Linked DNA regions of Homo sapiens: region 1 is linked to region 2. Evidence: read pairs that join two places in POLR2A ChIA-PET (ENCODE). Cell type or tissue: B cell. All regions are shown on one strand.

The links. ChIA-PET counts read pairs that join two places held together with the same protein. Peaks named below come from ENCODE experiments on the same cell type or tissue, not always from the same donor. Only the 100,000 strongest peaks of a DNase experiment are listed, where the experiment ranks them.
Region 1: POLR2A ChIA-PET joins it to region 2 with 5 read pairs; 4 of 35 experiments call an interaction of 5 or more read pairs at or near these places.

Annotation. Positions count from the first base shown.
Region 1 is chr12:92,576,786-92,580,785 of GRCh38, reverse strand. All of the region lies in intron 1 of LOC105369905 (a long non-coding RNA gene), which reads right to left. Among named protein-coding and RNA genes, the nearest start is that of LINC02397, 110 kb to the right of the region's middle. In B cell, no CTCF peak of the experiment used is centred here; no DNase peak of the experiment used is centred here.
Region 2 is chr12:92,476,984-92,480,983 of GRCh38, reverse strand. All of the region lies in intron 1 of LINC02397 (long intergenic non-protein coding RNA 2397), which reads right to left. Among named protein-coding and RNA genes, the nearest start is that of LINC02397, 12 kb to the right of the region's middle. In B cell, no CTCF peak of the experiment used is centred here; no DNase peak of the experiment used is centred here; H3K4me3 peaks cover 216 bases; H3K27ac peaks cover 3,430 bases.

The DNA.
Region 1 (4,000 bases), 100 kb before region 2:
TGTGATGCTGCCACTTGGATAGGCAGTTTTTGGCATACTGTAACTTTGCCTTGTGTCCTTTAGCTATTCTTGGAGATTTTCCAGAAGAATAAACAATCCCTTAAAGTCCCATTCCCTCCATGACTCCTGGCTGGAAACATCACCTAGACCTATATGACCTGCTTTTGCATTTTGGGTTTATACATGGACCAGTTAAAATGAACATCCCTGGGACCTGCCACCAGGGCTAGAAGGCTTTCCCCTTCCACCTGACAAGGTTAAGACAACTGATCGTATAGTCCAAACACTGCCTGCTTGGCTTATAGAGGATGGATTACAATTTTACTTATGGATTTATTCCTATAATCGTTAAATTAAGCGATTGATAAAGAATAATGGAAATTACACAATTAATAGAAATTAAATAGAAATTAAATGATTTCTCTTATTAAATTGTAAGATTCTTTAGGGAAATGTTAGTACCTTTTTTCCCTTACAACTGTACCCTCAGTGTCTATAAACACAGCGCTACCTTGTAGCAGACCTCAATAAATATTTGCTGAATGGTTTCATTTATATATGTGTGTGTGTGTGTTTGTATGTATGTGTGTGTATGCAGGGAAAGTCATTGTAGGAAGAGGGACAAATAAACAGAATGAACAAGTGAACAGAATCATAGGAGTTGGCCAGGTGCAGTGGCTCATGCCTGTAATCCCAGCACTTTGGGAGGCCGAGGCGGACGGATCACGAGGTCAGGAGATCGAGACCATCCTGGCTAACACGGTGAAACCCCGTCTCTACTAAAAATACAAAAAATTAGCCAGATGTGGTGGCACGCGCCTGTAGTCCCAGCTACTCAGGAGGCTGAGGCGGGAGAATCACTTGAACCCGGAAGGTGAATGTTGTAGTGAGCTAAGATCACGCCACTGTACTCCAGCCTGGGCAACAGAGCGAGACTCCATCTCAAAAAAAAAAAAAAAAAAAAATCATAGGTGTGATTTATTTAATCTGAAATTCATCTTAGTAATGTATAAAAGAATGCTCCCTTTTAGATAATGTGCATTTCAGCTATAATTTCACATATGCCCTGCTCTTAACCAAAAAGAAAATCTCAGTGGAGATTTCAAAGGATATAGATACAGGGCAGAGAATGTATGGCAGGCTGGGGGAGCCATCTGGGAATAGGCGAGTCCTATGGGTCCCCGTAAATCCTACTTTTCCTGAGCATGGCTGAGACAAAGGCCCATTGGTGGTTTGGGAATGAAAACATTCAAGACACATTGGGGAAGCTTCGTGTCTAAGTGACTTGGGACCCTGGACTGGCAGTCAGGTCCTCTACTCTAAGCCAATCTGAACTTAGATAATAGTTCCTTATATATTTTGGATATTAACCCTTTATCATATATATAGTTTGCAAATATTTTCTCCATATGTGTACTTTTATTGTAATGTTTCCTTTTTCCTAATGACAATAAAGCTATTGTTAAATTGAAGATAAGTTATAGAATCAAAGTGTCTTAGAATTGAGGAAACACAGGTACTATTTTTTAAATTTCTTCACAAAAATGTTTTGTATAGAATCGAGTCTTAATCTGGGATCAAAAAAAGAAATGTTTAAAGTTGTTACAGAGAAGTATTATAAATGTTTTAAGGCATATATAAAAGGAGACTGTCTTGGGGAAGCTTTCCAGAAACTGGTAGGTTATGAGACTGGGAAGCTTTGTGTGTCTCCTATTTAGTCTCTTGTACAATAATTTTTTTTTTTTGAGATGGAGTCTTGCTCTGTTGCCCTGGCTGGAGTGCAGTGGTGTGATCTCTGGCTCACTGTAAGCTCCATCTCCAGGGTTCACACCATTCTCCTGCCTCAGCCTCCTGAGTAGCTGGGACTACAGGTACCCGCCACCACGCCTGGCTGATTTTTTTTTGTATTTTTAGTAGAGACGGGGTTTCACTGTGTTAGCCAGGATGGTCTCGATCTCCTGACCTCATGATCTGCCTGCCTTGGCCTCCCAAAGTGCAGGGATTACAGGCGTGAGCCACCGCGCCTGGCCGTCTCTTGTACAATAATTTTTTAAGAAACATGAGATGCCTTTCAGGCCATAGGCATGGGCAAGGACCTCATGACTAAAACACCAAAAGCAATGGCAACAAAAGCCAAAATTGACAAATAGGATCTAATTAAACTAAAGAACTTCTGCATAGCAAAAGAAACTACCATCAGAGTGAACAGGCAACCTACAGAATGGGAGAAAATTTTTACAATCTACCCATCTGACAAAGGGCTAATATCCAGAATCTACAAAGAACTTAAACAAATTTACAAGAAAAAATCAAACAACCCCATCAAAAAGTGGGCAAAGGATATGAACAGACACTTCTCAAAAGAAGACATTTATGCAGCCAACAGACACATGGAAAAATGCTCACCATCACTGGCCATCAGAGAAATGCAAATCAAAACCACAATGATATACCAGCTCACACCAGTTAGAATGGCAATCATTAAGAAGTCAGGAAAAAATAGGTGCTGGAGAGGATGTGGAGAAATAGGAATGCTTTTACACTGTTGGTGGGACTGTAAACTAGTTTAACCATTGTGGAAGACAGTGTGGCGATTCCTCAAGGATCTAGAACTAGAAATACCATTTGACCCAGCCATCCCATTACTGGGTATATATCCAAAGGATTATAAATCATGCTGCTATAAAGATACATGCACACGTGTGTTTATTGCGGCACTATTCACAAAAGCAAAGACTTGGAACCAACCCAAATGTCCATCAATGATAGACTGGATTAAGAAAATGTGGCACATATACACCATGGAATACTATGCAGCCATAAAAAATGATGAGTTAATGTCCTTTGTAGGGACATGGATGAAGCTGGAAACCATCATTCTCAGCAAACTATCGCAAGGACAAAAAACCAAACACCGCATATTCTCACTCATAGGTGGGAATTGAACAATGAGAACACATGGACACAGGAAGGGGAACATCACACACTGGGGACTGTTGTGGGGTGGGGGGAGGGGGGAGGGATAGCATTAGGAGATATACCTAATGCTAAATGACGAGTTAATAGGTGTAGCACACCAATATGGCACATGTATACATATGTAACAAACCTGCATGTTGTGCACATGTATCCTAAAACTTAAAGTATAATAATAATAAAAAAAAGAAAGAAAAAAAAAAGAATCGAGGGAAAAACTTAAATCCAAATTTAAGTGTATTTTTCTGCTATATAATTTACTTGGTAGAAAACCATTTTACTGTTTAAAATTGTATATATTTCCCAGAAGATAGCTAGTTTAGGGATTATTTACTTTCTTACTGCAAATTCTTTTTCATCTATCTCTACTTAGCTCAAGGTAAATGTGTTACCCCCAAAATTACAAATTCATTCCTACTGGAAAAAAAAAAAAGAAAATGTGGCACATATACACTGTGGAATACTATGCAGCCATAAAAAATGATGAGTTCATGTCCTGTACAGGGACATGGATGAAGCTGGAAACCATCATTCTGAGCAAACTATCGCAAGGACAGAAAACCAAACACTGCATGTTCTCACTCATAGGTGGGAATTGAACAATGAGAACACTTGGACACAGGGTGGGGAACATCACACATTGGGGCCTGTTGTGGTGTGGGGGGAGAGGGAGGGATAGCATTAGGAGATATACCTAATGTAAATGAAGAGTTAACGGGTGCAGCACACCAACATGGCACATGTATACATAGGTAACGAACTTGCACTTTGTGCACATGTACCCTAGAACTTAAAGTATAAAAAAAAAAAAAAAGAAACATGAAATGCCTTAAGCTGTACGATGGCTGGAAACAAAAGAAAAAAGAAAAAAAAACATGATAAACTTATTTAACTAGCCCAGGAACCCATAGGCTGAAATTCTTTTTATAAAGTACCCGTCTTCAAGGAGTTCAAAGTGCTTGGCAGATAGTTTCTAAGAAACTTACAAAATCTGGTGCAATATTAGGCCAAGGGTGCAGGAGAG
Region 2 (4,000 bases):
CGTTTAACAGGGGCACCACTTCTAATTTGAAGGGCAGAACAAATATTCATTTGGAAATAGTCGTGGCAACTGGGGATGGGGTGGAGAAAGAGGGTAGGCAGAAGAGTTCCAAAATAGCATGTGCAAAAGATCCTTGAGGCTGGAAAAAGAAAGATGTGTCCTGAAACCACAGGTAAGCTATCATGGCAGGAGTAAAAATGAGTCAGGACAGCGGGCATGGCTGCACGGGTTAAACTCTTAAGAGTAGCTGAATTCTCTCAAGTATAAAGATATGTCAATGTCAATAACATTTTTCTTCTTTTTTCTTTTTCTTTTTTTCTTTTTCTTTTTTTTTTTTTTAGATGGAGTCTCACTCTGTTGCCCAGGCTGGAGTGCAGTGACGTGATCTCAGCTCACTGCAACCTCTGCCTCCCAGGTTCAAGTAATTCTCCTGCCTCAATCACCTGAGTAGCTGGGACCACAGGTGCACACCACCATGCCCAGCTACCTTTTTTTTTGTATTTTTAATAGAGATGAGGTTTCACCATGTTGGCCAGGCTGGTCTCGAACTCCTGAGCTTAAGAGATCCACCTGTCTTGGCCTCCTAAAGTGCTGGGATACAGGCATGAGCCACTGCGCCCGGCCAGGAACTTCTTTAAATGATGAAACAATTGTACAGTTTGCCTGTGTTGCTGGAGGTATTTATTTCTTCAATAAACGCTTATTGAATGTTATTTATGTGTGGATTCTCTGGTACACACTGAGAATAAAAAGATGAGTAAGGCAGAATCTATGCACATCAAGTGGTTTGTACTGCAGTGGAGGAAGATAGAAGATGTAATAAAAACAGAGATGAGAAAACAATTCTATGTTCATATTGTTTAAAGAAGAAGTGTACTTCTTAGGTAGCTATTATAAGATTTATGGCCCAAATCAAGTCTAAAAAATAATAAGGGAGCACTAACTGGCTGTGGAACTCCAACCTGGTGATGCATCAGAATGTTCTGGGCAACTTTGTAAATTGCAAATTCCTGAGTTCCTCCTTAGATCCAGTGGATTTTAATTTGTGGAGGTGAGACCCAAGAATCTATAATTCTTCTTTTTTTTTTTTGACAGGTTTCACTCTTCTTGCCCAGGCTGGAGTGCAGTGGAGGATCATGGGCTCATGGCTCATTGCAGCCTAACCTTCTCAAGTAGCTGGGACTACAGGTGCATGCCACAACACCCAGCTAATTTTTTGTATTTTTAGTAGGGATGGGGTTTCACCATGTTGCCCAGGCTGGTCTCGAACTCCTGGGCTCAAGCGATCTGCCTGCCTTGGTCTCCCAAAGTACTGGGATTACAGGTGTTAGCCACCATGCCTGGCAGATTTAGAATTCTAAAAAGCACTCCCAGTGATTCTGCATATATTCTGCAAATGGCATTTGGGAACCATTGAGGAAGAGCATGGTATCTGTGAAGCCACAGTAACATCCCTCTAAACGTGTTCTTCAGGCTGTTAATAGATGACATGGGAAAAAAAGGATTCAGTGGTATAATCAGTTGAATTACATCTCCCTCCTCAAATTCAGATGTAAGTTCTAAACCTCAGTACCTCAGAATGTGACCTTATGTGGAGATAGGGTCTTTACAGAGGTAATCAAGTTAAAATGAAGTCGTTAGATGGACTCTAATCCACTATGACTGGTGTCTTTGCAAACAGATGGAATTTGGAGATAGACACCTATATGGGGAGAATGCCCTGTGAACATGAAATCAGCCATCTACAAGCCAAGGAGGGAAGCTTGGGACAGAGCTGCCAACACTTTGACTTTGAACTTCTAGCCTCTGGAACTGTGAGACAATACATTTCTGTTGTCTAAACTACCCAGTTGTTACTTTGTTAAGGCAGCACTCAAAAATGAATACAAGTGACTAAGTTACAGAGAGTTATGAATAAAATGATTTCTCTGCTGCAGGGGCTCCAGAAGCTTGGATGTGCTCTATCACCCTCTGAGAGCTGATGGCATGTGAATCTCATCCCAAATCTGAGTGCAGAGTGCTTTTTGTTTGGCATAGAGCATTTCATGAGACTGTTGTTCTGTGGTTCTGACTCAGAGAAACATCGAGTTTATTTCCCCTAAGGAAGCAGCCATGCCGTGGGTCTCACAGCTGCAGAAAGTTCAGCTTCATGGGACTGAGCTACTTTCAGGAAATAAGGATGCAGGTGAAAATTTTTGATTACATTTAGTTCAAATCCATTACACCTCCTGGGGGCAGAGCAGAACAGCTCCAAGGAAATAACCTACTGGAAATGATCAGGAGTCATTTTTCTTGATCCATGAATCCTTTGATTCCTGTTATTTCACATCTGTGACTCAGAAGCAGCCATTTGAAGAGAAAAAAACCAAGAAGTACTAGGTTGTCTCCCTTAGTGGAGTGGTTCAGGAAATTTAGGAAAAAAATATGCAAGCGTGATTTTATCAAATTGAACACACCACTACAGATTTGCCTTTGGAGCACTCCATTTATTCCTACTCAGACCTTGACAAACTGATCCATCTGTCTTGAAATGGAACATTGGGAGATAAATGGACCATCATCATTGTCAGTGGTTAAAAAAGTAAGACTAAAGATTTAACTTGTATATTTCAGTTTCAAACATGCACACATAGAGTGAAGGAAATGTGAACCGGATGAACACAAGCTTCCTAAACATTTGCAAAATCGCGATACTTCAACTTCTTATTTATCTGATGTGTATTATATTATTTAAAGCTAAACTTTAAAAAATTTTAGACTTGCTATTTGATCTACGGGTGTGACAAGTATTTGTGTCTAAATCTGGTGAAAACTTGGGATCATGCAGACAAAACATTCATCAATCCTTGTTTCATATTTTTAGGTCACTATCAATAAACTCTACCCACCTCTCATGCTCATTTCAGTTCTCATCTCTCTCCCGCGGTCCTTACCACCATCCCTGCAGACCCAGTGATCTCTCACCCTGATAACTCATTCAACATGTACTGCCAGTTTCCACAGCCCCCATAACCAGTGCCCAAAACCAGTGGCCACTTCCAACCAAAATGCACTTTCATTGGCTCGGCTTCCAGAGTTCCTGATTTATTAGGGCTGGGTAAGTTGAAGTCTGTGTTTTTAACAGGTGAGTCTAATGGTCAATTCCACCTGAGAATCAAAACGACTCATTTGGTATTTACCCTATAATGTCTTATATTGCAAGTGAGTCTGTCTCATCCTAGGCCATCCTTTCCTTAACTGAATTGATGTTTTTAATTGAAAAGCCATGTTTTTGAATGCTGGAAAGTTATTTTAATGCTATTTTTCAATTTTTGTAAGTATACTTTTGATTCTTTGTTAAAGTTGTCATCTGTTTCTTCTGGAAGTTCTATTTTACTAGTAGAATGTTCATCTTGGGGCATGGGTTGTTGTTATTCCTCAATCTGGCTGCTGGGTTCCCTTTGGGTGTTTATGATTTTAACTGCCTGCCCCTGGCTCTAGTTACCTGGATTAGCTCTGAGGACACTTGAGTCACTGGAATGGAGGGAGATAGGACAGTTTCAGGTCCGGTTAGCAAATCATCTGTACAAGTACAAGGAGAAGACACTTCTCTACAAACCTGCAATATGTTTGACCAGCCTCAAGGGCAGAGAGGATCTGAGCCTATCTGTTCCCCTCCCTCCACGCCCCTCCGAAGCCAAAGAGACTAGCAAGTACCCCCAAGATAATCTCATCAATCTGGCGCATTGCTCTTTAGAGATTTCACTGATCTGTCTCTCAGGGCCACACTCTCTGGGCCCTGGGAGATAGCATGGTGCTCTCATTCCTGCCCCAGGTTCATGACTACTGCTGCACAGGAATCATCTCATTGTCAGCTCTCTCCAACTAAACCTCCACAGATGGGAGGCCTCGCATGTGACCTCTAGGCTCCCCCTATCACCCTGTCCTAAAAGGTACTCTGCTTAAGATAGATAGCTGGAAGTTGATTAGAATTAGAATGGAAGACTCATGGGGAGCTGCA